Linked DNA regions of Homo sapiens: region 2 is linked to region 1. A link is an interaction called in ENCODE POLR2A ChIA-PET data of the cell type or tissue named here. Cell type or tissue: Panc1. All regions are shown on one strand. Links, peaks and the distances in the headings refer to the core of each region. The heading gives the core; the rest is flanking DNA. Region 1 overlaps PFDN2 (prefoldin subunit 2). Region 2 holds the start of FCER1G (Fc epsilon receptor Ig).

Region 1 (12,610 bases), core at 2,732-10,731:
GTTGGAGATACAGATTTGAGAATTGAGTTTATGGATGATAAAGCCGTGGTTATGGATAAAAATGATCACTTTCCATAGTTTGTACAGAAAGTGAAAAAAGAAGTAGAACAAGAGTGGAACCACTGTTTTAGGGGAGCTAAAGAGAACCCCTCAAACTTCCCTCAGGAAACTGAGGAAGTGTGATAAGTGAGTTTTGAGGCTGTTCCTTGATTAACATTCTCTTGCCTTTGTTTATTCTGGAGAGAACACTGGGTAAAACATTACAAGATTTATCACTGCTGCAAATTTGAGCCACATATGTCCCTTACAAACAAGATGGAAGCAAATAACACATTGTGTTAGACACTTGTTTTACCTTCTGTTACTGACTGAGACAGGGTCTCATTCTGTTGCCCAGGCTGGAGTGCAGTGGTGCGATCACGGCTCACTGCAGCCTCAACCTCCCAAGGCTCAGGTGATCCTTCTACCTCAGCCTCCCAAGTTACTGGGACTACATGCGTGTGCCACCCTGCCCAGCTAATTTTTGTATTTCTTGTAGAGATGGAGTTTTGCCATGTTGCCCAGGCTGGTCTTGAACTCTTGGGCTCAAGCAGTCCACCTGCCTTGGCTTCCCAAAGTGCTAGGATTACAGGCATGAGCTGAGCCACCGCTCAGGCCTACCTTCTGTTATTCAATTACTGCCATTTGAAGTAGGTTGTGTTGTCCTCCATTTATAGGTGAGGACATTTTAATTTCAGAGGCTTTAGTTAACTTGCCCAAGGTCAGTAACTGGAAGAGCAGGATTTTTAAATGAGGGACTTAAGAATCAGGTATTTTTTTCACTTATGCCATGATTATGTTAGAGGTATTTGAGCAGAACCCTGAAGGAGTGGATGGATTTGAACAGGTAGCAGTGGGAATAGAAAGTAGGGAATATGATAAGAGGAGAGTAGTTGAATAAGGCCATAGAGGTCTTTGAGTGCATGCCAAAGAATTTATGACTTTTTAACATAAGCAGTGAGGAAGTCACAGAAGGATATATGTTATATTATTAATTGTTTAACTCTTATATAAAATAATACATTTATTGTCGGAACTGCAGAAAACAAAGGAAAAAGTTCAAACCAGGAAATAAATTGCCCATAATCCAACTATCCAGAGATAACTTTTCTTGCCATTTAGGAGTATATCCTTTGAGAGATTTTTTCCCCCCTCCTTTGTCTTTTTGTGTATATATGTGTGGATGGAAGGGGGAGCTTTTTTTTTTTTTTACATATTTTATAAAATTAGGATTATACTACAGTATGTACTGGTTTGTAATCTGTTTTTTAAGCCTAATAGTATATGTTGAACATTTTTCTATGTCATCTAAGTGTTAGGAAGATTAAATTAGCAGTGTGTAGGGTAGGTTTGGGGAGTCTAAAAATAGGATCATTTAGAAGACTATTGCAGTAATTCAGATAAGAATGTAATGAACATCTGAACTAGGGTTATGTCAGTGAGCCTAAGAGAAATTGCTAAACTAAGTGCAATACATTTGGCAGTTCATGGGATTATGGTATGTTCAAAGATGAACCTGGGTATGGTGGCAAGTGCCTGTAGTCCCAGCTACTCAGGAAGCTGAGACAGGAGGATCACTTGAGTCTGGGAGTTTGAAGCTATAGTGTGCTATAATTGTGCCTGTGAATAACCACTTTTCACCAGTCTGAGCAGCATAGGGAGACCCCATCTTTAAAAACAAAACAAAAGATGAAACTAAGGTTTCCTACCAGGAGGCCTAGAGTGATGTCAGTAGCAGAAATAGAAGAGATAAGATCACTTCAGCTTTGAACAACATGAGTTTAAGATATCCATGGGACATTTAGGTGGAGATGATCTGTAATAATAGCAGCTACTATTTATTGAAAACTTGTTATATGATAGATATTGTCCTAAGTTCTTGATGTAATTACTTAATCCTTACAACATTCTGTGAGGCAGGTATTATCTGTATTTTATTGGTGAAGAAACATCAGAAAAGAAGTAATTAATACTTATGCATTCTGTGAGACAGGTATTAATCTGTATTTTATTGGTGAAGAAACATTCAGAAAAGAAGTAACTTGTCATGGTCTGACGTTAAGCCATTTCTGTCAGGCACAAAAAAGCTCCTTCCTCTAACTTGTAAATGTGGGACTAGAATTTCTGAAAAGGCCTGGTTTTGCAGGCAAGTAGAATAAAGGCAATTGCTGGAACTATAGAAGTAGCTAAGAATGCCACTTGAAATAGTATAGGTTACCCTGATTTGATTATATGAATATATCAAATTATCACAATACCATGAAAATATGATTATGAATCAATAAAAAATAATTTCAAAAATAATGTAGGTAATGAAGAAGTGCTATGAATAGAATCTTAGATCCTGTGGCCATTGTGGGAGTGAAAGAGGAAGAACTTTCAGAAAGGAGAAAGAAGGAGGCTTGAGATAGGAAGGAGAACTGAAGGGACCTGGAAACCAAAGGGGAGTCGAAGATCTACATTGTATCGGGCACTTGACCTATTATCTCAGTTAGTTCTCATTGTTACCCTGTAGCAGTGATTCTCAACTGGCATTATCTTTTCCTAGGAGACATCTGGCAGTGTCTGGAGACATTTTTGGTTGTCACAAATCAAAGGGGTTGCTACTGACTTTTAGTGGGTATAGTCCAGGGATTTGTTAAACATCCTATAATGCCTGAGACAGCCCTCCTAGCAAAGAATGATTTGGCCTAACATGTCAGTAGTGACAATGTTGAGAAACCCTGCCCTGTGGTATATTATATTAAGTCCATTTTATAAATGAGGAAACAAGGAAAGTTAAGTGACTCAGTCATATAGCAAGTAAATGGCAAAACTGGGATTTCAACCCAGGTCAGAATAAGAAGTTTGGGTTCTTTCCACTTTACTATGTTGCTACTTGGATCCCAGTACTTGGGGAGGCTGAGGCAGGAGGATCTCTTGAAGCCACGAGTTTGAAACCAGCCTGGGCAACATAGTAAGACCCCCATCTCGGGCTGGGCGCAGTGGCTAACACCTGTAATCCCAGCACTTTGGGAGGCTGAGGCGGGCGGATCACAAGGTCAGGAGATTGAGACCATCCTGGCTAACATGGTGAAACCACATCTCTACTAAAAAATACAAAAAGTTAGCCGGGCGCATTGGCGGGCGCCTGTAGTCCCACCTACTCGGGAGGCTGAGGCAGGAGAATTGCTTGAACCTGGGAGGTGCAGGTTGCAGTGAGCCGATATCATGCCACTGCACTCCAGCCTGGGCGACAGAGCGAGACTCCATCTCAAAAAAAAAAAAAAGTCTCTACAAAAAAAAAAAAAAAATTTCATGAAGAGAAGGGATGAGTACTATTATTTGATGGAGTAATAAGGTCAAAGAAGTTTTCTTTGACAGAGAGTTGAGTATGTTCTTCAGAAAAGGGGGCACTGAACTGAAAAGAAGGTAATTAGTGGAGCAGTATCCCAGATCATGCTTTTCCAGGTTCATCCAATCATAACTCTCTACCTCTTCTATTCTTCTATTGAAACCAGTAAGAGTAAATGTCATGTAAGAAGACCCTAGGACATTTTGGAGAGAAAGGTAATGATTATAGATTTTTTCCTAAAATTATTAAAACTATATGGTAAACAAAAAAGAAAACAGGAATATAAATTTGCTTTGATAAGAAATTAATATTTGATAAGCCAGGAATAATATATTAACAGAGATTTTTAGAGTTAAGACAAACCTGGGTACAGGTATGATTTCTGCACTTCACTAGGTTATTTTATTTTTTATTTTTGGAGACGGAGCCTTGCTCTGTCACCCAGGCTGGAGTGCAGTGGTGTGGTGTTGGCTCATTGCAACCCCCGCCTCCCAGGTGCAAGCAATTCTTTTGCCTCAGCCTCCCGAGTAGCTGGGACTACAGGCATAAGCCACCATACCCGACTAATTTTTTGTATTTTTAGTAGAGATGGGGTTTCACCATGTTGGCCAGGCTGGTCTCGAACTCCTGAGCTCAAGTGGTCTGCCTGCCTCAGCCTGCCAAGGTAATAGGATTACAGGAGTGAGCTACTGCGCCCATCCCACACTATTTTGTTTTGTGTTTGTGAGACACAGTCTTGCTCTGTCACCCAGGCTGGAGTGTAATGGCACAATCTGGGTTCACTGCAACTTCCGCCTCCCAGGTTCAAGCGATTCTCCTGCCTCAGCCTCCCGAGTAACTGGGATTACAGGCACCCTCCCCCCACCACGCCCAGCTAATTTTTGTATTTTTATTAGGGATGGGGTTTCACCGTGTTGGCCAGGCTGATCTGGAACTCCTGGCCTCAAGTGATCTGCAGGGTTTCACCATGTTAGCCAGACTGGTCTCGAACTCCTGGCCTGAAGTGATCAGCCCACCTCTGCCTCCCAAAGTGTTGGGATTACAGGCGTGAGCCACCGTGCCTGGATCCACACTATGTTATTTTGACCACCACACAACACTCCACCAGCCTTGGTCTCCTTATTTACAAATTGAAGGTACAGGTCTTACCGTCTTTTTTGTTTTTTAGAATTAAATGAGATAGTCTAGCACAGTGCCTGGCATATAGTAGGTGTTCCTTTACTCTTGAGACTGTGGAAGGCAGATTATAGTAGGACTATGAAAGAAATAGATATTTTAAAATAGGTTGCATTTGCATATTTACAATTTTAAAAGAAGATAAAGAATAGAAGGCAGTCTGCATGGTGGAAAATAACACAATATAAATAGAAAAGATTTTGTCAAATTATTTAAGTAACTAATATGCATTTTTATATGAGCACATATAAAGGGTTAACATATGGGAATGGAAGATGGCCAGATTCTTCTGCTTCCCAGAAGAATCTAAGTTGAAACCTGAAGAAAGAACTAGACTTAAGCAGAGAAAAACTGAATGAGAGAGGTTTGGGAAAGTATACCAAACGTAGGGTGAAGATTCTATGCAGATGCCTGAAGACAGCTGTTAAGGGAAACTACCAGTGACTTAGGACACTGAGTGCTGAGTTAAGATGTGGAGGGAACAACTGATTGGGAGAGGTAAACTGGAACCCGGTCTTTATATGACTTTTTGAGGAGTTCAGATTTTATCCTGTGAGCATTGAGAAGGTTTTAGGCAAAGGAATAATTGGTTAGATTTATATTTTTGGTCACTTATGCTGCAGTGTGGGGAGTAGATTAAAGGGGGCAAATCAGGAGGCAGTATAGAAATCAGGAGGGTATAATAAGTAGTACACATGTAATTAATTTGATGTGGATAGTGAATCAAGGATGATTCCAAGGTTTCTGGAGTTACATTCCAACTCTAAAAATTATTAAAGTAACAAAAATAATAAAAGTTACCATTAGGGCTCTGGGGAAAGAGAAGAGATATAATCATGATATTGCTGGTAGCAGTATAAATTAATCTGGTCATCTTGGAGAGCTTTCTAGCGACATGCAGTGGAAGCTATAATAATGCTAATGCCTTTTTGACTCATTGATCTTACTTTGGAATACGATTCAAGAAATTCAAGAAAAGTGGCTGTAAATCGTGCATTATTTGTCCAGAGGTTTTTTTTGTTTTTTGTTTTTTTTTTTGAGATGGAGTCTCACTCTATTGCCCAGGCTGGAGTGCAGTGGCGCAGTCTCAGCTCACTGCATCCTCTATGTCCTGGGTTCAAGTGATTCTCCTTTTTTTTTTTTTTGAGACGGAGTTTCGGTCTTGTGCCCAGGCTGGAGTGTAATGGTGCGATCTTGGCTCACCGCAACCTCTGTCGCCCAGGTTCAAGCGATTCTCCTGCCTCAGCCTTCTGAGTAGCTGGGATTACAGACATGTGCCACCATACCCAGTTAATTTTTTGGTATTATTTTTAGTAGAGACAGGGTTGCACCATGTCAGCCAGGCTGGTCTTGAACTCCTGACCTCAAATGATCTGCTGGCCTTGGCCTCCCAAAGTGGTGGGATTATAGGGGTGAGCCACCACACCCAGCCTTGTTTTTTTTTTTTTTTTAATTTTTATTTTTGTTTTTGTTTTTGTTTTTTTTTTTGAGACAGAGTCTCGCTCTGTTGCCTAGGTTGGAGTGCAGTGGTGTGATCTCAGCTCACTGCAACGTCTGCCTCCTGGGTTCAAGCGATTCTTTTGCCTCAGCCTCCCAAGTAGCTGGGACTACAGGCACACGCCACCACATCCAGCTAATTTTTTGTATTTTTAGTAGAGATGGGGTTTCACCATGTTGGCCAGGCTGGTCTCGAACTCCTGACCTCAGGTGATCCGCCCGCTTTGGCCTCCCAAAGTGCTGGGATTACAGGTGTGAGCCAGCACGCCTGGCCTTTGTTTTGTTTTTTTGAGACAGAATCTCACTCTGTATCCCAGATTGGAGTGCAGTGGCATGATCTTAGGCTCACTGCTACCTTCACCTCCCGAGTTCAAGCGATTCTCCTGCCTCAGCCTCCCAAGTTGCTGGGACTACAGGTGTGCACCACCACGCCCGGCTAATTTTTGTATTTTTAGTAGAGATGGGGTTTCACCATGTTGGCCAGGCTGGTCGTGAACTCCTGACCTCAAGTAATCTGCCCGCCTTGGCCTACCAAACTGCTGGAATTACAGGCATGAGCCACCATGCCAGGCCTGTCCAAAGAGATTTTATATTGGTACTATTTATTACAGAAAAATTGGAAACAACCTAAATGTTCTAACGCAGAGGATTAGTTAAGCTTTTTTTTTTTTTTTTTTTTTTGAGACAGAGTCTCGCTCTGTCAGCCAGGATGGAGTGCAGTGGCACGATCTCGGCTCACTGCAACCTCCGCCTCCTGGGTTCAAGCAGTTCTCCTGCCTCAGCCTCCCAAGTAGCTGGGACTACAGGCATGTGCCACCACACCCGGCTAATTTTTTGTATTATTAGTAAAGACCGGGTTTCACCATATTAGCCAGGATGGTCTGGATCTCCTGACCTCGTGATCCATCTACCTCAGCCTCCCAAAGTGCTGGGATTACAGGCGTGAGCCATCATGCCCGGCCCTAGTTAAGCAGTTTTTAAAAATATATCAATAGGGTATGGGCCTGGTGGCTCATTCGTGTAATCCCAGCACTTTGGGAGGCTAGGATGGGAGGATCACTTGAGCCCAGGAGTTCAAGACCAGCCTGGGCAATATGGCAAAACCCTGTCTCTGCAAAAAAATACAGAAATTAGCCGGGCATAGTGGCACATGCCAATGGTCCCATCATTCAAGAGGCTGAGGTAGGAGGATCGCTTCATTCAGCTCAGGAATTCAAGGCTGCACTGAGCCATGATTGTGTCACTGCACCCCAGCCTAGGGAACAGAGTGAGACCCCATCACTACAAAAAGTTTAAAAAACTAGCCAGGAGTGGTGATGGGTGCCTATATAGTCCTAACTACTCTAGAAGTGGAGGCAGGAGGATCACTTGAGCCCAGGAGTTCAAGGCTGCAATGAGCCATGATTGCACCACTGTACTCCATCTGGGCAACAGATGAATCAGGAGTTCAAGTAAGACCCTGTCTAAAGAAGAAAAGAAAAAAATTGTTTGTACATAGATGATGATTTAATAGGGTTGAGAGACGCAACACTGATGTGTCAATCTGTGCTTACAGCAGACAGAGAATAAGGAATAAGGAAAGGGAAGGATAATTAGGTCCTAGCCATAGGGGAGAAGACTATTAGAAAAGTTATGTTTTAAAAGGAAAAATGTGGGAATAGAGGATAGCTTCTCTGTTTTCATTACCTGGCAGACCCCAGAAATGGCTTAATATTGGCTTATTTACATATAGTCTACAGTTAAGTTGCAGTTAGCTGCTGTATTAGGCCGTTCTTGTGTTGCTATAATTACCTGAGACTGGGTAATTTATAAGAAAAGTGGTTTAATTGGCTCATGGTTCTGTAGGCTGTACAGGAAGCATGGCATCTGCTTCTGGGGTGGCCTCAGGAAGCTTCCAATCATGATGAAAGGCAAAGAGGGGACAGGTGTCTTATGCATAGTGGGAGCAGGAGGAATAAAGAGGGGTAGGTGTCATACTTTTAAAGAACCAGATCTTGTGTGAACTCAGACCAATAACTCACTTATCATCAAGGGGATGGCAACCAAGTCATTCATGAGAGATCTACCCCCATGATCCAAACACCTCCCACCAGGCCCCACCTCCAAAGTTGGGGATTATATTTCAATATGAAACTTAGAGGGGACACATAAACTATATCAGCTGCTAAGAGATTTCATTTCCTTTAAGTGCACTTATGGCTGAAATTTTCCATAATAACTGTAGATAACTCAACATGTTTAAGTAGATTTTAGTTTGGTATTTGATTAAAAGTTCATAAAATGGAACAAGAGGAAATTAGTTATTAGCAAGAATGTTGAAGAAAAGTTGGAATTAAAAAAAAATCTCAGGCGGGTGCAGTGGCTCACGCCTGTAATCCCAGCACTTTGGGAGTCTGAGGTGGGTGGATCACCTGAGGTCAGGAGTTCAAGACCAGCCTGACCAATATGGTGGAACCCCCATCTCTACTAAAATTATAAAAATTACCTTGGTGTGGTGGTATGCACATGTAGTCCCAGCTACTTGGGAGGCTGAGGCAGGAGAATCGCTTGAACCCGGGAGGCGGAGGTTGCAATGAGCTGAGATCGCGCCACTGCACTCCAGCCTGGGCGACAGAGCAAGACTCCTCTCAGAAAAAAAAAGAAAAGAAAAGAAAAGTAGATTCCTGTTAATTACTAAGGAAAATAAATTCTGCTGGGCATGGTAGCTCCTGCGTGTAATCCCAGCTCTTTGGGAGGCCAGGGTGGGAGGATTGCTTGAGGCCAGGAGTTCAAGATCAGCCTGAGCAACATGGTGAGACCCTGTCTCTACAAAAAATAAAAATAAATAAAAATAATTGCGTGGTGGCACATGTCTGTAGTCCCAGCTACTTGGGAGGCTGAGGCAGAAGGATCACTTGAGCCCAGGAGTTAAAAGTTGGGGCATCAGAAATTTTAGACACTTAAGCTGATTTCTTTGATGTATTTAACAACATACATCCAGAAAAGTGGATCATTTGGGTGCTGAGGGAACATCTAGAATCTGCTTTAGTCATAATTTTTTTTTAGATGGAATTATTTTGATCTAGAATATTAACAGTGGAGAAAAAGCTAATATAAATGGGATGGTTTTGAGACAGGCAATGAAGGTTAAGGAAAAACAATCTGTAGATAAGTTAGATTTCCAAGGCATTTGTTGAAATGAATGGCTAAAGTAGCTTGAGATGAAGGGGTGATAGATGGGAGAAAGGAGGAGGTTGCTGGAATGACAAGTTTTTGGTGAAGTATTACTCCTTGGTTTATTGGCAGTAGAAGGGACATAAGGGTGGTGCAGGTCAGCCATTTGGATAATATTTGCTGTATGTGATCCTTGCAGAAGGCGAACTAGAGCTAAGGGGCCAGGCCAGGCATGTTGGCTCATGCCTGTAATCCCAGCACTTTGGGAGGCTGAGGCAGGCAGAGCACTTGAGCCCAGGAGTTTGAGACCAGCCTGAGCAACATAGTAAGATCCTGTCTCTACAAAAATATTAGGTGGTGTGCACCTGTAGTCCCAGCTGTTTGGGAGGTTGAGGCAGGAAGATCACTAGAGCCCAGGGAGATTGAGGCTGCAGTGAGCTATGATTGTGCCACTGCACTCCAGCCTGGGTGACAGTGTGTGACCTTTCTTAAAAAAAAAAAAAAAGAAAAAGAAAAAGAAAAAAAGAGATAGGGCCCTAGTAAAGATGAAGTGGTTAATCATCTTTATTAGGGGAAAGTTTCTGGCTGTGTGACTGGAGATGATATTTGCAAATACACTCGTATTTGGTAATGGTTTGAATGGATTGAGTCCACTGTTGTCAGATGACCAGGAGAGTCTAAAGGGGCAATTCTGGACTTGGAGAGAAGTCCATGATAGCATTAATGTACTTCACTGTTCACAAAGATGTTTCACACTCATTGGTTCACATGATACAACAACCTTATGCAGTAGGAATCATTATCTGCATTTTGCAGGTAAGAAAACTAAGGCTTAAAGGGGTTAATCCAGTGGTTCTCAGTTCACACTACACATTAGAATTATGTGGGAGATCTTTTTAAAAATACTGAGGCCTGAGCCTTACCCCCAGTAGTTGTGTAGTTGTTCTGAGGGTCCAGTATTCATGTTTTTAAAATGATTCAGGTGATTCTAACATATAGCCATGGTTAAGAACCACAGGGTTAAATGTCTGTGCCAGGCCATAGAGCCAATAAAGTAGCAGAGGCAGAACCTGAAACCTGGTCTTTTGTCTCTGAGCCTCATATTTTTCATTTTTTCCCCCCACACTCTGATTTTTCAGGTTTCATTTAAGACCATTACATTATCCCTCAGGAAGCCTGTATCAATTCTGTATCAGTTAGGGTTTATAGGCTACAGAAACCAACTTTGACCAACTTTCTTTTTTTTTTTTTTTTTTTTTTTTTTTTTTTGAGACGGAGTCTTGCTCTGTTGCCAGGCTGTAGTGTGGTAGCGTGATCTCAGCTCACTGCAACCTCCGCCTCCTGGGTTCAAGCAATTCCCCTGCCTCTGCTGAGTAGCTGGGACTACAGGCACATGCCACCATGCCCGGCTAATTTTTTTGTATTTTAGTAGAGATGGGGTTTCACCATGTTGGCCAGGATGATCTTGATCTCCTGACCTGGTGATCTGCCCACCTCGGCCTCCCAAAGTGCTGCGATTACAGGCGTGAGCCACCACGCCTGGCCCTTTTTTTTTTTAAAGGGCTATTTTTGAATAATAGTGGGTATTTCACAGAATTGAACAGAATGAAAAAGAAGGCTAAATAACTAGACTGAACAAAGTTCAAGAACTGGGGCAGCTTTAGGGAATCTAGGAATAGGAATGGAAGGTCATCTCTACAGAACCAATAGGAATCTTAACTCCAGCTGTCTTCTATACCCATTTGTCTGCAAAATTCCAATTCCTGTAGAGAGATTCCATAGGTCACTGCCCCTGGGTCAGGGGTCATGTGGTTAGTAGCCCCAAAAGAACCACACCAAGTTAAGGAGGGGCAGTTCCCCAATGGATGGGATACTGAGCAGACCCAAACAAAAGTTACTCATTACAAAGCCCTTCCTGACAGCCCTCACTGCAAGTCTAGGCTCCCCTGTAGGTACTCCAGTAGCTCTCCAACCCCATTCTTTTTTTTTTTTTTTTGAGACGGAGTTTCGCTCTGTCGCCAGGCTGGAGTGCAGTGGTGCGATCTTGGCTCACTGCAACCTCTGCCTCCCGGGTTCAAATGATTCTCCTGCCTCAGCCTCCCAAGTAGCTGGGACTACAGGCGCACACCACCATACCCAACTAATTTTTCTATTTTTAGTAGCGACAGAGTTTCACCATGTTGGCCAGGATGGTCTCAATTTCTTGACCTTGTGATCCGCCTGCCTTGGCCTCCCAAAGTGCTGGGATTACAGGTGTGAGCCACCGCACCTGGCCCCCATTCTTATATTAAATGCCTATTTCCCACCAAACTATGAGCCAGGAGAAGCCAGAGGCCAAATCTATTCTGTGATATCCCTCAGTGGGCCCTCAAATATCTCAAAAATAGTAAGCCCTCCGTGTTTGGTGAATGGAATTCCAGAAAAATTTTAGGTAGAAATCGCAAACTTGTGGTTCTACTCCTTTTCCAAGGTAGGTGCCCACTACTGCACCTTTGTAAAGCCTGCCACCCTATGTGCTATCTGGACCCTCTGCCATTTCCACTATCCCCTCTTTCATCTCTTCTCTCACCTTGTTAGGTGATTGCTGGCTTCAACCGCCTTCGGCAGGAACAGCGAGGCCTGGCATCCAAAGCAGCTGAGTTGGAGATGGAGTTGAATGAGCACAGGTGAGAAAGTCAGGGAGAGGCAAACAGTAGGACAGTTGTGTGGGCTACTCCGTGAGGGGGATTTGTAGTAGAGTGGGGCTGAATCCTCAGGTCCTGCCTTGTTCTCCTATCCCAGCCTAGTGATCGATACACTGAAGGAGGTAGATGAAACTCGTAAGTGCTACCGCATGGTTGGAGGAGTGCTGGTGGAGCGAACTGTCAAAGAGGTGCTGCCCGCTTTGGAGAACAACAAGGAGCAGGTGAGCAAGAATCATTGAATAGGATCGGGTACAGTGGCTGTAAACCCAGCACTTTGGGAGGCCAAGGCAGGTGGACTCTTTGAGTCCGGGAGTTCGAGACCAGCCTGGGCAACATGGTGAAACCATATCACTACAAAAAATACAAAAGATTAGCTGGGTATGGTGGTATGTGCCTGTAGTCCCAGCTACTCACCTGAGCCTAAAATGTCGAGGCTTCAGTGAGCTGTGATCACCTCACTGCACTCCAGCCTGGGTGACAGAGTGAGACCCTGTCTCAGATAAAAGGAGGGCAGCATAAAATAGCCTATGCTCATTATGCTATGCTAAGTGCAACTCTTAGACAAGAGGAATTGCTGACTGCTGTGGGCTCTGTGACTTGGCTGAATTGGGGTGGGAGGATTGGGGTTAGAGTAATGTTTCTCATAGTGTGTGTTTCACGAATACATGAATCAAAATCACCTGAAGGACTAATTTATAAATGCAGCTTCCCAGACCCACTGGATTAG
Region 2 (12,213 bases), core at 1-8,000, 110 kb before region 1:
CCCCACCCAGGGAGGCATGGGGGGTGGGCAGCCAGCCACCTTGGGCTAGAGGGCACTCACATGGACACTCTGGGACATGGATACCTGTTTGCCCACATGGCTACAAGCACACATATACACCCGACATACTACATCCAAGTCTCTCACATATTCTTTATCACTCTATGCTTGATTCTTCCCTGTCACCTGCTGAATATTTTACTTGTGGCTTGGCTAGGTAAGGTGGGAGGGAGGCCTCTGAGGTGTATGCAGATCAGCACCTGAGAGGCAGGCCCTCCCAGAGGCCCGGAAACCCAGGCTAGAGCCCCAGGAGGGCTGAGGGTCTGAAAAGTTGTCCACACCAGGTGTAGGAGGGTCCATACCTCATAGCTGGTTATAGCTGCCTTTCGCACTTGGATCTGGAATGGGGGAAAGGTTATCAGTAAAGGGTAAGTTAATGGCCCATCCCCCTTCCCTCCAAACTTTGTGGAGGATCCCCTTTTATTCCTTCTCTTCGAATCCTTGCTGCTGCCCTCCTCCCACTTCCCCTTCCAGCCCTTACCCCACCCTGCCCAGCGCTACCTTCAGTCGACAGTAGAGGAGGGTGAGGACAATTCCATACAGAAACAGGATGGCATCCAGGATATAGCAGAGCTGAGGCTCTCCCAGGGCCGCTGAGGGGATAGAGGATGCCCATGGGGTCGGGGGTATCAGGGAGGATCTGGTACTCAGAGGAGAGAAGGGAAGGGGCTCTGGGAGGTAGGACAGGGCCTGGAGGGGAGCCGTCTAAGGGAAGAAATTCTGTTTCTCTCTGGCCTTCCACTGCCCTTACCTTTCCCTCCTCCCACACCATAGGGTCAGGCTAGGATAGGAAGCTTGAGGGTTCTATTGAAATGGGACTCACACGGACTAATAATTGAGGCCTTCCCCCTCAGCCCCCAACCTTTTCTTTTTAGCACTGTGGGTTCTTCAGGCACCATTGAGCACTTTATCCACCTCAAGGGACCCATCTGAGTCCACTGGACTGAAACCAAAACCTCAGCCAAGATGGGTAGTGGGAGGGAGAGGTAGTGGCAAATTTCAGTGAAGAAACCACAGAAGTGTCTCTACTAAGTCCTGTGACCTGTGGCTGAGGGCTGGACAGGAAGGATGTGAGCTGGGGAAGGGAGAGAAGGCAATTACTCTATCATTGGTCATCTCCTAGCCTCAGCCTTGTTGCTTTCTGTCCCACCACAAGACACTTAAATATGTAAAAAAAAAAAAAAAAAAAAAAAGTGTGTCTGTTTTTCCCAGACCTTACAGATACCTTTGGCCCTGAACACAAGGCTGGGGGAATGACCACAGCTATATGGATTCCAGCTCCTGTTACTCTGCCCTATTACTCACTCTCTGGGTCTCTGAGAGGGGAAGTTTTGTGCAATTTAAAAAATCAAATCAAGTCTGGGCTCCAGAGACTGCTCTCACCCCGTATCAGAGGACCAGTAGGGAACATGTGACTAACGTCAGTCAATTGCTGACATCGGTCAAGTACTTTTTATTCTGCAACACTCTTTCACACACACGATATTGCACAAATCTTAAAACTACCCTGTGAGGGAAACATCATCATCGCCATTTTATGGGTGACGAAACCAAGGCTCGGAAAAGCTAAGTAACTCACTCAGAGCCACAGAGTTAAGTGACAGAGCTGGAACTCAAATGCAGGTTTTCTGCCTCTAAAGCCCATGCTTTCCTTTGTGCCTCAGCGGGCCTCCTCCCTCCTCATCCCACGGCAGCAGACCAGTGGCTAACTTAATACTTGCTCCCACCTTCTCAGCTAGGCTGCTGGAATTCCTCCCCAGTCATTCTCTTTCAATTTCCACAGTTTCCCTGAAGTTTACTGACCTCCTCCTCCCCAACACCCAGCTGCCACCAACACACACACACCAATCCAGCACAGACAACACAGAGTGAACGAGGAGTGAGAATTCTTAGATAGTGGCTGGAGCTGTAGAGCTTCAGAGACCTTCCCATTTCTGCCTCTATTTCTCAGCTGACGCTCAGGTCTCTGGAACTGGGGATCTCATGCTGCCCACCCTCATTATCAACTGCTGACAGAATGGAGCATTAACAATGACCCATAGAAACAGCAATCCCGTCTGTTTGTCTTGGCTATATCCTTGCCTTACTCCCAAGCACAAGAACAGAGTCCTACCTTCCTAAAGGGTTATCTCTCTCTCTCTCTCTCTCTCTATATATATATATATATGTGTGTGTGTGTGTGTGTGTGTGTGTGTGTGTGTATGTGTGTGTGTGTGTATATAGATAGATAGATAGAGATATATATGTAAAATCTTTTTTTTTTTTTTGAGACGGAGTCTCACTCTGTCCCCCAGGCTAGAGTGCAGTGGTGCGATCTTGGCTCACTGCAACCTCCACCTCCTGGGTTCAAGTGATTCTCCTGCCTCAGCCTTCTGAGTAGCTGGAATTATAGGCACCAAGGGTGCTTTGTATATTAAACCAGCTAGAGATCAGCTCCCAGCAGACAAGACCAAAGGCACCCCATGGGAAATGCTCATCATGAGAAATGAGGCTTTTCACCAGACCAGCTCTTCATGCCATACAACCAGACCCTTCCCCTGCCACTTTCTATCAACCCTGAAAAGAGAAAAGTCAGCCAGGCACAGTAGCACTTTGGGAGGCCGAGGTGGGAGAATTGCTTGAGGCCAGGAGTTCAAGACCGATGTGGCCAACATAGTAAGACCCTGTCTTTTTTTAATAATAATAATAGCTGGGTGCAGTGGCTCACACCAGTAATCCCAGCACTTTGGGAGGTCGAGGTGGGTGGATCACTTGAGTCAGGAGTTCAAGACTACCCTGGTCAACATGACGAAACCCGGTTTCTACCAAAAATACTTAACTTAGCCGGGCGTGGTGGCGGGCACCTGTAGTCCCAGCTACTCGGGAGCCTGAGGCAGGAGAATCGCTTGAACCCAGGAGGCAGAGGTTGCAGTGAGTAGAGATTGCGCCACTGCACTCCAGCCTGGGTGACAGAGCAAGACTCCATCTCCAAAATAATAATAATAATACGGAGAAAAGTCTGGAATGAAGTAAGAAGGCAACAAGAAAGGAGGGAACTATGAGTCTAGTGCCCTGGGTCGGGGCTGGAGAGGACTAGCCTCAGGGTCTCCCTATGCCCACCTACCCACTGTCAGCCTTCCTTCACCTGTGTTTGACTTGGCCCTCAGACCCAAGCTCTGGACTTCCACCCTGGAGCCAGCTCACGCTATCCCTCACCAAACCCTCTTACCTGCTTGTTCAACCAAAAGGAGTAAGAGCAAGACCACTGCTGGAATCATCTTGGGCTGGAGATCGGCCGTTCTGACAGCACTGTGCAGCTGTGCTCAGCGAGCAGTTCCCTGACCACAGAGTCCCCCTCTTCCTGCCACGCCTTCCCCCATGCTTTGGCCCCTTCCCCTTCCTGCACAAGAGACCGGGCGGCTCCCGGAAGGGCCAACTAAGGGAGTTGGGAGATCTGGGCTCTTAAGCGTCAGCCCTTCAATGACCAACTCCTAACCCACAGAATGAGGAGACTTTCACGCTCAGGAAAGGCTGTCTACATCTGCCATTTTCCACTCCACCTGGTTCAGATTTTTTTTTTTTTTTTTTTTTTTGAGACGGACTCTTGCTTTGTTGCCCAGGCTGGAGTGCAATGGCGCCATCTCGGCTCACCGCAACCTCCGCCTCCCAGGTTCAAGCGATTCTCTCAGCCTCCCGAGTAGCTGGCATTACAGGCATGCACCACCACGCCCGGCTAATTTTGTATTTTTAGTAGAGATGGGGTTTCTCCATGTTGATCAGGCTGGTCTTGAACTCCTGATCTCAGGTGATCCATCCGCCTCGGCCTCCCAAAGTGCTGGGATTACAGGCGTGAGGCACTGCGCCCGGCTGGTTCAGAGATTTATCTGTGTGAAACTGCCCGTCAACATTCCCTCAGACCCCACTATAGCCCTTTCCCTCCCAACTTTACCCCAGGTCTTGATTTGAGTGGTTTACCAAGTTATGTGGGCACTGAGAAGGTTTGGGCAAGGAGGGAACTGAGGCGAAAGAGGAAATGGGGAATAGAGAAGTGGAAAGGACAAGAGTCAGAGAAGGGGGTGGAGACGAGCAGGAAAAATTGCTAAGACCTGACTGAATCTAACAGGAATGGAGGGTTAATGAACATTCTTAGGTTTACAGTCCGAGTGAAGGACACTAAGATACTGAGACACTAAGATACCAGAAGTTTAGGCCTAGGGGCCGCAAGACGGCTAATTTATTATAATTTCTCCTTTTTTAGTACATGCACAGAAAGCCTGACAGCCAAGTGTACATGAACATACACACACACACACACACACACACACACACAGAGGCCAATTTCCAGTGAGGAACAGGCTCCACAGAAGAAGCTGATAGGCAGGGGGGATCAAACGCTGCTCCCCTGCTCACCGATCTACTTCTCCAAATACAATATCTTGGGTACCTAGGTGAGAGGATGGAGGAAAAAAGTGATGTTACTTATCTTCCTGTTGTGAGGCAAAACAAACAAAAAAAGTGGTGTTACCCAAGATCCAGAACCCATTACTGTGCTCAAAAGATTGAGGACCCGAGTCCATGCCATGGCCTATGGTGAACAGGAAGTGTTCTCCTTCTGTCCCCAGTGGGCGTCCCGAACTCCTTTGTCTAGGATACCTCTACTACACAATAGGCCTCGTACCTATGATGGCAACGACATCTGCCAACATGTGTCCCTTAGACATCTTGTCCAAACCAGCCTAGGGAGATTGAGATGGCAACAATGTTAGTTAAGACTTGCAAGGTGGGAGGAGAAAGAAGAGTTCATAAAAACCTCAACCAAGGTCAGGTTTAATTCATTGGAGTTATAGTTACTGGGATTGATTCTTACCAGATGGGCAAAACCAGGAGCCTTGATCTTGCATCGATAAGGGCGGCTGCTGCCATCAGACACCAGGTACACCCCAAACTCTCCCTGTTCAAGGAAGAAGGTTGGGTGTCTGTATTAACATGAAGAGTATTTTTCTCTGCCAACAAAACCTCTATTCATTCTGTTTTCTCTCTCATTGATGAATGAGCTATTTGTTAAACATCTATCTTTAGCTACCTACTCTACATATGGTCTTTTCCTTCCCCTCCTCTCCTTACCTTGGGAGCCTCAATGGCAGTATATGTGGCTCCTGGAGGAACTTGGTAGCCCTCAGTATACAACTTAAAGTGATGAATCAGTGACTCCATGGAAGTCTGAAGAGAGGAAACAGGGAGCATCAATAAACCATATCCAAACTCTGTCTCCTAGGCCTCCCCCAGCACAGAAAATAATCTCTACCCTCAGGGAGACTAAAGCCACATGTCAGTCAGTAAGCAGAGAGGATACAGAATAAAACAGGAGAGCTATGGGAGATTAAGAATCTCTTATATGGCCGGGTGCGGTGACTCACGCTTGTAATTCCAGCACTTTGGGAGGCTGAGGTGGGCAGATCAAGAGGTCAGGTGTTCAAGACCAGCCTGGCCAACAGAGTGAAACCCCGTCTCTACTAAAAATACAAAAATTAGCTGGGCGTGGTGGTGGGTGCCTGTAATCCCAGCTACTCGGGAGACTAAGGCAGGAGAATCGCTTGAACCCAGGAGACAGTGGTTGCAGAGAGCCAAGATCATGCCACTGTACTCCAGCCTGGTGAAAGAGCGTGACACCGTCTCAAAAAAAATAAAAAAATAAAAAAAACCCGAATCTCTTACTACACAGTAAATTCTCTATTAAAAGAAAACTGGGTTGGGTGTGGTGGCTCACGCTTTGTAATCCCAGCACTTTGGGAGGCCAAGGATCACCTGAGGTCAGGAGTTCGAGACCACCCTGACCAATATGGTGAAACCCTGTCTCTACTGAATACAAAAAATTAGCTGGGCGTAGTGGCACACGCCTGTAATCTCAGCTACTTGGGAGGCTGAGGCAGAAGAATTGCTTGAACCTGGGAGGCGGAGGTTGCAGTTAGCCGAGATTGCACTCCAGTCTGGGCAATAAGAGTAAAACTCTGTCTCAAAAAAAAAAGAAAACCAAAAGATAGGATTTAATCCAAGGATACTCCTCCCCAGCCACTGGCCCCTTTCCAACACCCCACACTTTCCCCCTCCCTGCAGCCAACCTTCATCTCTGCTCGCTTAGGTGGAGACACTTTGGCATCATCAACCTTGATCTCCCCAGGAGGCATCTTGTTTAGACACTGTGCGATAATTCTCAGGGACTGGCGCATCTCCTCCACCCGGCACAGGTACCTCAAGAAGATGAGACAGAGCAAGAGAAGAACAGTCAGAGGAGCAGGTATGGGGCTAGGAAGGATGCCCTTTGGCCAACCTCAAAAGGGTTAGGTCAACTCTCCCCACTCTTTTCTCCAAGTACAGCATCTCTGCTTGGCTTGGCCACCCATATAAACCCTGTAGTCTTTTTTTTTTTTTCTGAAACAGGGTTTCACAGCTCACTGCAGCCTCGAACTCTGGGGCTCAAGTGATCCTCCCATCTCGGTCTCCAAAGTAGCTTGGATTACAGGCGTGCACCACCACATCCGAATATTTTTTGTAGAGACGAGGTTTCACTTTGCTGCCCAGGCTGATCTCCAACTCCTGAGCTCAAGCGACTGCCTGCTTTGGTCTCCCAAAGTGCTAGGATTATAGGCATGAGCCACCAACCCCAGCCCCCTGTAATCGTTTGCTTCTACTCTTGGGTGCTTCCCCAAACCCTCTCCTTATTTTCTCAGAACATGGCCTGTAGTATTTATTTCTTTAATTACCTCCTTAAGCACTTTTTGGACCACAGGATGGGTGAGAGTCAAATGGACAAACAAAAATAACAGCAGTAGCTACCAGGTTCAAAAAATAAAACAAACAAAAATAAAAAAAACAATACACAGTAACAAATCTGACTCAGGGTGAGAAAACAGGAGGAGAATTTGTTTTTGGTTTTCGTTTTTTGTTTTTTTGAGACAGAGTCTCGCTCTGTCGCCCAGGCTGGAATGCAGTGGCTCCATCTCAGCTCACTGCATCCTTCACCTCCTAGATTCAAGCAACTCTCCTTCCTCAGCCTCCCAAGTAGCTGGACTTACAGGCATGTACCACCACACCCAGCTAATTTTTTGTATTTTTAGTAGAGATGGGGTTTCACCATGTTGGCCAGGCTGGTCTTGAATTCCTGACCTCAAGTGATCCACCCACCTTGGACTCCCAAAATGCTGGGATTACACACATGAGCCACTGTGCCTGGCCCAGGAGGAGAATCTGAAGCTTAGGATCTACTAGAAAGAACACTGGATCAGGAGGATTCTAGTCTCGACCACTCCTGAAGAATAATCCCAGCTAATCCCTAACTTTTATGCCTCAGCTTTCTCAGCTATAAAATGCAGCCAAAGCTAGCTCCATCTAAGACAAGGATAATGTAAAGATAAAAAGAATGCCATAGGCCGGGTGTGGTGGCTCACGCCTATAATCCCAACAATTTTGGAGGCCGAGGCGGGTAGATCACCTGAGGTCAGGAGCTTGAGACCAGCCTGACCAACATGGAGAAATCCCGTCTCTACTAAAAATACATAAATTAGCTGAGCGTGGTGGCTCATGCCTGTAATCCCAGCTACTCAGGAGGCTGAGGCAGGAGAATCACTTGAACCCAGGAGGCGGAGGTTGCAGTGAGCCGAGATTGCACCATTGCATTCCAACCTGGGCAACAAGAGCAAAACTCCGTCTCAAAAAAGAAAAAAATAAGTAAGATTCCATATATGTGAAAGTGTTTTGAGAGCAACCTCGTCTAACACACACAAGAGCTCCCACAGACACTGAGAAGTAGGGTAAAGAAGGAAGTGGCAAAGAGAAGAGTGAGGCAGGGGAAACTAGCTGGAATATCAGCCAAGAAAGGATTGGGGCCTTACCTATCATAGCAGTCCCCTCGAGAACCAACAGGAACATCAAACTCAACCTGGTCGTAAACATCATAGGGCTGGGTCTTCCGCAGGTCCCACTGGATGCCTGAGCCCCGAAGCATCACTCCACTGTGGAGAGCATAATGGGAATAAGGGCCACTCTCCACAAACTAAGTAAGGAGGCTCCTTCTTCCTTAGCCTCCCTTGTTGATCCTTCACATTCAGGGTATGACTAGGAGGATGCCAACAAGTCTTCAAAGACAAGATATTAGGCTGGAACTCCCCCACTCCCACCCCCACTCCTACGGAGAGAAGTTGTATTCCCCTCACCTAAAACCATAGTTAAGTGCTTCTTCTGCTGTTACAACCCCAATGTCAATTGTCCGATTTCGCCAGATCCTATTGTTGGTCAGCAACTATTGATCAAGAAAACTGGTGTGTTAATACTCTTCCTCACACTCTTCAAATATCTCTGTATTTCTCTAGCCCTTCTTGTGGGGGAGAGATTTTTCCCATTGACTCCTAGCTTACCTCCTCCAACTCATCAAGCCGAAGAGAGAAGTTCTTAGAAAACTGATAAATGTCATCCATAAGCCCAAGGGGTAGGTCCTAGAAGCCAAACGGAAGTGCTACTGAATGTGGCATAGCCTTCACTAAGGAGAGCCCTCTCAGCACCCCCTCCCCCAGCGATACAGGTTTGGAGTTTCCATCATCCAGCACTGCCCTCCAGTGGCCACAGGGAAAATAGGCCTGGGCTGGACATTTGGGGAAGCCGGGGACCTGCTCACCTGGTGCACTCCTCCTGGCCGGATATAAGCAGCATGCATTCGGGCTCCAGACACTCGCTCGTAGAACTCAAACATCTTCATAGAACGTGCTGGGAATTAGTGTCAAAGTCCCAGGCCCCCAGGTCCTATGATGGCCTACTCCCCCACTTTCTGCCTTCTTGTGCCCAACCAACCCCTCATGATATAGTTTCTACAAATATAACCCAAGTTAAACATACCTTCCCCCTCTAAATGTTCTCCCATGTTCTCTCTCTTCTTTTAATCTCCTGTCTCCTTTATACCTTCTCTACTTCCTGCACTTCCTTCCCTATTCCTATCCTTTCCTCCCACTCTTACCTTCTCCCTTTCTTCAAACAGCCAGAAGAAAGGGGTCATGGCCCCAAGGTCCAGGGCATGTGTGGTCACAGCCATGATGTGGTTCAACAAACGTGTGATTTCTCCAAACAGCACTGTGAAGACAAGGAGAAGACAGGATATAGGAGCCAAGCACTGAGGCGGACAGAGAGGTCTGGGCAGAGCCTGGGGTCTGAACACTAAGCTTGGGTTCAACGGGGAAGTGGTGGAAAAGGCACTATGCTATGCTCACAGTGGGCCACAGAAAAAGTTGGGGGGACATACCTCGGATCCACTGTGCCCGAGGAGGAGGCCGGATGTTTAGCAACTTCTCCACAGCTAGAGAATAGGCCTGTTCGTTACACATCATGGACACATAGTCTAGCCGGTCAAAGTATGGAAGGGCCTGGGAAGAGGGAGGAATGTGGGTCACATCTAACAGGCTCAGGAGCCCACAGTCTGGCTGCCTGAAGCCTTGCTCTCAGTCGGCACCAGAAGTTGGTGCTGTATAAGCCTTTCTAGTCTCAGGAGCCCCAACAAGGCAGGTAAAAATATCCCAAAAACCAGTAGTATTCTAGTAAATGTTTAAAAACTGGCTCTCCAAAGTGAGGGAGGACTCTGATTTGTCATGTTTGCCAATTTCCATGGTAAAAATACTCCCACAATGGCCAATTTTAAGTTACCAATATCATGTAACTGAATGCAGCATTGGGAAGAATACCACACCATTATACAGTATTTCCACCATACAGACACATTCAAAGCAAATACCTCAAAGGCAGAGCATAGTAAAATGTGGTAAAATAATGAAGTGATGAGCTTTGAATATTTAATCTTACCTTTGCTTTTAATATAATGTATTAAATCATAAGCTTATATAAATTAATTTCTGACAATGGCTATGTTCAACAACTGGCTCACAAAACTCCTGAAAATTTAACAACTGCACTCTTGCAAGCCCGTATGAGCTAGCTCCAGGATACCACTGTCAAGAGTCCTTGGCCGGGCACGTGGCTCACGCCTGTAATCCCAACACTTTGGGAGGCCGAGGCGGGTAGATCACCTGAGGTCAGGAGTTTGAGACCAGCCTGACCAACATGGAGAAACCCCTTCTCTACTAAAAATACAAAATTAGCAGGGCGTGGTGGTGCATGCCTGTAATCCCAGCTACTTGGGAGGCTGAGGCAGGAAAATCACTTGAACCCAGGAAGCAGAGGTTGCAGTGAGACAAGACTATGCCACTGCATTCTAGCCTAGGCAACAAGAGCAAAACTCCATCTCAAAAAATAATAAAAATTTAAAAAACTGACATACTGGTCAGGCGCGGTGGCTCACACCTGTAATCCCAGCACTTTGGGAGGCCAAGTCAGGGTGGCTCATGAGGTCAGGAGTTTGAGACCAGCCTGGCCAACATGGTGAAACCCCATCTCTACTAAAAATATAGAAATTAGCTGGGCGTGGTGGTGAGTACCTGTAATCCCAGCTATTTGGGAGGCTGAGGAACGAGACTCGCTTGAACCTGGGAGGTGGAGTTTGCAGTGAGCCAAGATCACACTATTGCACTCCAGCCTGGGCAACAAGAGTGAAACTCCGTCTCAAAAAAAAAAAAAAAAAAAAAAAAATTAGCCAGGCATGGTGGTGCGTGCCTATAATCCTGGCTACTCTGGGGGCTGAAACAGAATTGCTTAAACTCGGGAGGCAGAGGTTGCAGTGAGCCAAGATCACGCCACTGCACTCCAGCCTGGGCGACAGAGCGAGACTCCGTAGGGAAAAAAACAAAACAAACAAAAAACTTCAGATACTGAAGGAGAAAGGCAATCAGTCTTAAGAGTATCTGGGAGGGTTTTTTTTTTTAATCTTTTTTTTTTTTGAGACACAGTCTTGCTCTGTTGCCCAGGCGCTGGAGTGCAGTAGCACCATCTTGGCTCACTGCAACCTCTGCCTCCCAGGTTCAAGTGATTCTCCTACAGGCGCACACCACCACGTCTGGCTAATTTTTGTATTTTTAGTAGAGATGGGGTTTCACCTTGTTGGCCAGGCTGGTCTCAAACTCCTGACCTCAAGTAATCCACCTGCTTCGACCTCCCAAAGTGCTGGGATTACAGGCGTGAGCCCGGCCAGAGTGAGGTATTTAAGGAAGACAGAGCATCAGGTAGAAATGGTCCTTCCTCCAGAATGCCAAAAAGCCAAGTCCTAGCTGTCTGCTGAACCAGCTTCAGCTTCCAGGAAGAGGGTGGAGCTAAGACGCTACTAGCTGGGACAGCCTGTTCTTATTCTGATGTCACTGTGACGGGGGCTAATGCTACAGGGGTTAACCCATAGACTCCAGGACCAGAAACTGTCATCGCCGAGGCTCTCTTGGGGAATCACATTCTAGTCACTGTTCACCCCGACACTGGGCTGGATCTAAATCCTAATCCTACCATCCTGTTATCAGGACCTTTCTTCATGACAGTAAGAAAAAAACTTCAGATTCCTATTAGAGATCCAACTCCTTCAAATCTGACCTTCATCATTTGGGTTATACAGTTCTCCTAAAAATGGCAAACTGTCATAAACCCTCTCTGAGTTGCTGTGACTCATTGAATGTTTTGAAAACAAACGTAGACAGCTGGAAGATACAAGAATCAGCTGTTAAACTTAGCGAGCTAATGTCTTTTCTCTTTCCCTGCCCCTAGGGACACTGGCTTTGACGCACTAGTCTAACGTAAGAGCAGGGAAACTGAGGCACTCAAGTAATGGCAAAGGGGCCTGCCAAAAAGTCAGCCAGAGAAAAGCTGAGTATAGCTCCAGCTTCAAAGCACTGCTGCTAAATAAACCAAATCCTAATGACTCAAGCATCCCCTGCCACTTCCCTCCATCCACCCAACCAAGAGTAATCTCAACGGGTTACTCCTCTCAACACCTTCCTCCCCTCACGTTTTAAGGGCAGCAAACTGGCAAAGCCCCAGGCTAAAGCAACCCCAGATCCCGCCAAAAGGCTCCTGTTCACCCCCCACACCTGAAGATAGGTCTTGTATTCAATGAGCTTCTCAGTGCCTCGGTGCAGGAGCCCGATGTGAGGATCACACTTCCGCACCATCTCCCCACTCAATTCCATCACTAGTCGCAGGACACCATGCGCTGCTGGGTGTTGGGGCCCAAAGTTCAGGGTAATGTTCTTCACAATTGTG

Evidence for each region. Peaks named below come from ENCODE experiments on the same cell type or tissue, not always from the same donor. Only the 100,000 strongest peaks of a DNase experiment are listed, where the experiment ranks them.
Region 2: POLR2A ChIA-PET joins it to region 1 with 21 read pairs; 11 of 35 experiments call an interaction of 5 or more read pairs at or near these places.

Annotation. Positions count from the first base shown.
Region 1 is chr1:161,101,542-161,114,151 of GRCh38, reverse strand. It overlaps PFDN2 (prefoldin subunit 2), which reads left to right. Exons shown (of 4, transcript NM_012394.4): 2 at 11,777-11,865; 3 at 11,981-12,104. Among named protein-coding and RNA genes, the nearest start is that of KLHDC9, 9.5 kb to the right of the region's middle. RefSeq lists an enhancer at 1,566-1,795. In Panc1, for the core only: no CTCF peak of the experiment used is centred there; no DNase peak of the experiment used is centred there.
Region 2 is chr1:161,206,426-161,218,638 of GRCh38, reverse strand. NDUFS2 (NADH:ubiquinone oxidoreductase core subunit S2) reads right to left here. Exons shown (of 14, transcript NM_001377299.1): 3 at 12,042-12,213; 4 at 9,326-9,446; 5 at 9,044-9,156; 6 at 8,708-8,782; 7 at 8,451-8,528; 8 at 8,250-8,335; 9 at 7,929-8,048; 10 at 6,159-6,288; 11 at 5,164-5,259; 12 at 4,907-4,990; 13 at 4,718-4,775; 14 at 4,244-4,483. The coding sequence ends at 4,446. It overlaps FCER1G (Fc epsilon receptor Ig), which reads right to left and starts at 3,344. Exons shown (of 5, transcript NM_004106.2): 1 at 3,269-3,344; 2 at 562-653; 3 at 363-398. The coding sequence starts at 3,317. RefSeq lists an enhancer at 437-1,423. In Panc1, for the core only: no CTCF peak of the experiment used is centred there; no DNase peak of the experiment used is centred there.